Regions from separate parts of the Homo sapiens genome. Here region 2 is linked to region 1. A link is a contact called in ENCODE Hi-C or POLR2A ChIA-PET data. All regions are on one chromosome and are shown on one strand. The core of a region is the stretch at or near the end of the contact, and the rest is flanking DNA. Distances in the headings are between cores, read along the strand shown.

What was found. A loop is a pair of places that touch in the nucleus more often than their neighbours do. ChIA-PET counts read pairs that join two places held with the same protein, here RNA polymerase II (POLR2A). Pooled maps may share reads with other maps.
Region 2: a map of PC-9 shows a loop between it and region 1 (7-fold over the local background). The contact joins two enhancer-like sites. A Hi-C loop is called at or near these places in 2 of 168 maps with a recorded cell type or tissue (PC-3 and PC-9) and 2 of 50 pooled maps. POLR2A ChIA-PET finds 5 or more read pairs at or near these places in 2 of 52 experiments (AG04450 and RWPE1).

The regions. Positions count from the first base shown.
Region 1 is chr7:3,193,141-3,196,007 of GRCh38, reverse strand. LOC124901574 (a long non-coding RNA gene) reads left to right here. Exons shown (of 2, transcript XR_007060192.1): 2 at 1-1,914. Among named protein-coding and RNA genes, the nearest start is that of SDK1, 110 kb to the left of the region's middle. RefSeq lists an enhancer at 526-1,206. Within about 2 kb of position 1,252, at least 4 of the 41 ENCODE cell types and tissues checked have a DNase peak (open chromatin) inside an H3K27ac peak, as active enhancers do; they include PC-9, where a contact is called at or near this core.
Region 2 is chr7:3,241,956-3,244,655 of GRCh38, reverse strand. It overlaps SDK1-AS1 (SDK1 antisense RNA 1), which reads left to right. Exons shown (of 3, transcript XR_001744897.3): 3 at 1-1,109. Among named protein-coding and RNA genes, the nearest start is that of SDK1, 58 kb to the left of the region's middle. RefSeq lists an enhancer at 1-763. Within about 2 kb of position 1,436, at least 3 of the 41 ENCODE cell types and tissues checked have a DNase peak (open chromatin) inside an H3K27ac peak, as active enhancers do; they include PC-9, where a contact is called at or near this core.

The sequences.
Region 1 (2,867 bases), core at 3-2,502:
GAGGGGAATTTAAGAAGGAAAGGCTGTGACTGCCAATCTCCTAATGTCACCTGCATGGCCGTCAGTCACCTGCAGCCCTTGTCAGTGCACCCAAAGCCTTTGCAGATGTCAACCCAGCTGGCTTTCCAGCCATGTCTCACCATACCCCAGTGCTCCTCTGCTCCAGCCCCACTGAACTCTGCCAGACCTGGACGTGCCCTTATACATGTGCTTCCTAGACATCCCAGAACATCTGTGCCCATTGTCTCTGCACAGGGAATTCTTATGTAACTCCATGAACACCTACCCTAAGTGTCACTTCCTGTGAGAAGTCCTCCCTGATTCACTCCCTCCTCTGTTTACCCACCCACTGGAGACCCAGCTCTGCATGGCAGTCTTCACACTCTATCATCTTTGTCCTTCCTTCTTTTTTTTTTGAGTCAAGCTTTCACTCTGTCGCTCAGGCTGGAGTGTAGATCACAGCTCGCTGCAGCCTCCAACTCAGCTAAAGCGATCCTTCCTCCTCAGCCTCCAGAGCAGCTGGGACTACAGGTGCATGCCACCATGCCCAGGTAATTTTTTTCTTTTTTGTAGAGACAGGGTCTTGCAATGTTGCCCAGGCTGGCCTCGAACTCCTGGCCTCAAGCACCTCCCACTTCGGCCTCCCAAAGTGCTGGGATTATAGGCATGAGCCACTGTGTCCAGCCCATCCTTGTCCTTTCACATGTGTCACCTTTCTCGTGAGACTAAGAGGTCTGTGGGAGCAGGGTTAGTGCCTGGTCTCTGTGATCCAGTCCCCAGCCCCAGGCCTGACACACAGCTGGTGCTCAACAACCACTGGCTGAATATTGGAATGAATAAATGAACGAACTTTGTCAGTGTGGCAGATGCTATGCCTATGCTGAGACTGCTGTTTTTTCACATGCCCCTGCTTCTCCTGTGTTCCTGCAGTAGCACACTGCCGGTGGTAAATGAATCCCCAAGTATGAATGCTTCACAGAACAAAGTTTAATTTCCCCTCCCACAAAGTCCAGTGCAGATTGTGCAGCCCTCCGGAACACTTGTCTTGGTATTAACCACATCTTTTATTTCCTGCATTCCAATGCTCTGACATCTGGGGCCTCGCTGACCCCCTAGAGTTAGCCAATTTCTAGAGATACAAGTTGCCATGACAGCACTTTTCAGATGCAAACAACCCACCCAAACCAAACAAAGCCTTCTTTTCCCTCCACCTCCTAACTGACCTTGGTGCTTCCCCGTGTGGCTCTGTGTGGCGTGGCAGGCGGTGTCCCCTCCTCCTGGGAACTGTGAGTAACAAACTACTTTTTCAATAGCAATCATCTCCTGATCTGTTGGCTTCACTATACCTCAAAATTTCTACTGATACACTGTGTTTTGAAACAGGCTTCCACTGAGTGACTCAGCGATCCAGTCTGCTTTCATAGGTGGCTCTAATGAGGCAGAAATTTAAAAATAAATATGCATTCATTCACTCCAAGAAAAGTAACAGGCAAGGGTTCACAAGAAAAAAAGAAGTTTTCCTCTGCCTAGCAAGCACACTTCAAGGACAGTTATAAGATAATGCTGTACGAGCAGCCAAGGCCAAAGGAATGGGCTTCAGACACCCCTCTCCCCCAGAGCAATGTTGAAGGAAAAAAAAAGAGAAAAAGATAAATTACTTTACTGTTACTCCTTTCCCAGGCTTCTTAAACGTGATTATGTTTTACAAATGTCTGTATTTAGCCAGTTCTTGTTTTTCTTTTGACGCAGCTACAAGGCCACAAATTATACACTATATGATTAACTGCTTTTGTTTTACTTTTGTAAGTCTGCTTATAAAAACCCCACTCAGTCGTTGTTCAATGCTCAGCTTTTTGGATGCGAATCCACTGAGCCAGTGCGTACCTAAAATAAACAATCCTCCCGTTCTCCGTATCGGTCTCTCTGGTTCTCAGTTTCTCGCAATGCTAACACCTCAACCTGTGGCCCCCACAATTGTCGTGGCAGGGAACACAGACCAGGGACATCTTGCACCAGCTCTAAAATACTTCCACCCAGAGGTGGCACCTACCACGTCTGCTACCTACTCAGTGGCCATGTCAGAGGCTTTCCAACCAGAGTGACTCCATCTTGAATAAATGAGACAAGAATAGGCAGGACTGGTTTTGCAAGGTACAACTCACAAAGACCCCCCTGATAAAACAGAATGTGGTCAAGAAGCCAGCCAAAACCCACCAAAACGAAGATGGTGAGGAAAGCGACCTCTGGTCATCCTCACTGCTCATTATACACTAATTATAATGCATTAGCTTGGGAAAAAACACTCCCACCAGCACCATGTCAGCTTATAAACACCATGGCAACATTCAGAAATTATGTTATACGGTCTAGAAAGGGGAGGAACCTTCAGTTTGGGAAACTTCCCACCCCTTTCCCAAAAAACTCATGAATAATCCACCCCTTGTTTAGCATATGAGCAACAAAGAACTGACAGTATACTCAGTCAAGCAGCCCATGCCACTGCTTTGCCTATGGAGCAACCACCCTTTTATTCCTTTGCTTTCTTAATAAATTTGCTTTCACTTTACTCTGTCAGCTCACTCTTAAATTCCTTCCTGCATGAAGCCAAGAACCCATGTGGCATCTCAGGGTGAACCCAAGTTTTGGGGTTCACCACGTGATAGCCAGAAGTGGTCACATGATGCCACTTGGGGGTACCTAAGCGGTGCGGCTGGGAAATTGGGGGTAGGGGATTGAACTATCTCCACTTCGGGTCTTGTTCTTCCCATCTGAATTAAGAACAGATAACCAACCCGAGATCAGTATATCTTTAGCTTAATATCAATACAGCACGATATGATTTCAGAGGATGCTTTGCCATACATATG
Region 2 (2,700 bases), core at 187-2,686, 48 kb before region 1:
AATAAAGCAGTCGTGCCTGTTTGGAGTCATTCTACAGCTCAGGACTTCATCCCAGGAGGGAGGTGTAGTGGGTGACTCACTAACTGTAATATAAACAACGACAACAAAAGGGTCTCTGAGTCACACTGACATTGTGGAATCAAACATATATCTCTGTGCCCTGACCCCCACCAAGGATGCAGTCACACGGATGTCCAGTTATCTTCTAATCAATGCCCAGTCCAGATGGTCACCACCCACCTCTGCAGCAAAAGTCACTGCGCATTTGGATATCTACACAGCTTGTTTGTAACTGAGTTAGTGCAGCCTAGTAAGGTACAGATGTTTTCCTTTTAATCCTGTTTGTACTTTGAAATGGTCACACTCGATGTCATTTGGCTGCAGGAAGCTCCTCCAGGAATGATCCCGCAAGAGAAATGGGATGTGCGTGGCACCATCTGATTCGGGGCAGCTCTGTCACTCCCTGCAGAACTGAGCACACTGAATTTATTTGAATAGAACAGGTTATGAGGGTGAGGATAAACATATCAATACCTCATTTTTTTTTTGAACGCCGACTCTATGATCGGATTACCTGGCCCTTCAAGGTAAGTTTATGACTGTGCTTAAAGGGCTTTGAGGTAACCACTTCTCCACCAGGATTTGCGAGGAGCCTTCCTGGCTTCCCGAGAGAAGTGGCTCGTCTTAGAATTCGAGAGCTCAGACTGACAGCAAACAGCCTGGATCTGCCAGTCTTCAGCTGCGTGACTCTGTGCAAATCGCTTTTCCTCTCTGGGCTGTTTCTCCATTGGTAAAAAAGGAGCACTTCTGAGGCTGGGCGCGGTGGCTCACGGCCTGTAATCCCAGCACTTTGGGAGGCCGACGTGGGCGGATCACTTGAGGTCAGGAGTTCGAGACAGGTTTGGCCAACATGGTGAAACCCCGTCTCTACTCAAAATACAAAAAAAATTAGCTGGGCGTGGTGGTGCATGTCTGTAGTCCCAGCTACTAGGGAGGCTGAGGCAGGAGAATAGCTGGAACTTGGGAGGCGGAGCTGAGATTGTGCCACTGCATTCCAGCCTGAGCAAGAAAGCGAGACTCCGTCTCAGGAAAAAAAAAAGGAGCACTTTTTGACCCATGTCATAGGGGTGTTGCAAAGATTGAGGGAGACATTGCCCAGGGTAGGCAGAGGACCTGAGTCAGCGGTACATGCTGTTACTGTTCTATTGCATTGGTGTGCCTTGGCCTTTTGTTCCTCACTTTAGGCCCTTGATCTTGAGCCAGTGCAATGGCAGAGCCTTGTCATGACACAAAGCATGTGTGTGTTTCTCCTCTGTCCACTAAAACGTCCATGTGGCTCCCTCCTTCAGAACAGGGAAGAAAGGCTGCTGTGAAATGTGACACTGTCCTGTTGCCTATGCCATTATGATGCTGTGGGGCAAACACTGGATCAGCTCCATAGGGTGAGGGCTGTCCATAAATAAACAGGACCTGGGGCATATCGGTTTGGGTGGGGCCAAAGCAGGTCCAGATTCAATAAGCCTGAATGAAGGGCCTGCTCCAGGCCGGGAAGTGGGTTAGTTCTATTCTCACGTGTGGTTTTATGTAATACTTGTAATAAAACTATAGTGCAGGGATCATTATGATCTTCATTTTAAAGAAGGAACTGGTCGGGTGTGGTGGCTCACGCTGAAATCCCAGTGCTTTGGGAGGCTGAGGTGGGAGGATTGCTTGAGCCCAGGAGTTCAAGATCAGCCTGGGCAACATAGCAAGACCCCATCTCTACCAAAAATAAAACAATTAGCCAGGCACGGTGATGTGTGCCTGTAGTCCCAGCTACTTGGGAGGCCAAGACAGGAGAATTGCTTAAGTCAGGGAGGTTCTGGCTACAGTGAGCCATGATTGCACCACTGTACTGCAGCCTGGGCAACAGAGCAAGACCCTGAAAAACGAAAGAAAGAAAGAAGGAAAGAAAGAAAAAAGAAAGAAAGAAAGAGAGAGACAGAGAGAGGAGGGAAGGAAGGAAAAGAAAGGAAGAAAGAAAGAGAAAGAAAACAAAGAAAAAGAGAAAGAGAGAGAGGAAGGAAGGAAGGAGAGAGAGGAGGGAAGGAAGGAAGGGAAATAAAGGAAGAAAGAAAGAAAGAAAGAAACAAAGAAAGAGAGAGAGGAAGGAAGGAAGGAAGGAAGGAAAAAAAAAGAAAAAGAAGAAGAAACTGAGCATTAGAGAAGCTAAAATTTCCTCAAGATCCCAAAGTTCCCTTCTGTGTACAGAAAAGTTCCAGGCCCAAGAGATCCTCTGAGGTGTGAAACTCTGTGTATCCACCTGCCTCACCTCCTTCAGCCCTGCCTTGTACCTCACCATAAGCCAAAGGAAACTGGGCCTTCTATTTTCTATTTTAATAGGGACTCTCTCCAACAGCCAGCAGTGCAACCAACAGAAAATCCCCCTCCAAAAAGCACTGACCTAGTGAGAGTCTTTACTAACAACTTCTTTCGGAAGACCTACAGCTGCAGAGGGCTGTCCTAAAAACCCACTTTTCACACCTCTCCCTTCAAAGCCCAAGTCCTTACGGGAGCCCCTCATCTCATTTCCTTGTCTCTCTTCATTAATCCTCAAATGCCACTCCCTTGCCCCCTCTTCTCCCTGAAGCCCACCTCCTCTCCTTCCGCAGGTGGAGACATGCAGCCAGCCCTGGCTTTCCAACCTTGTCCCCTCCACCC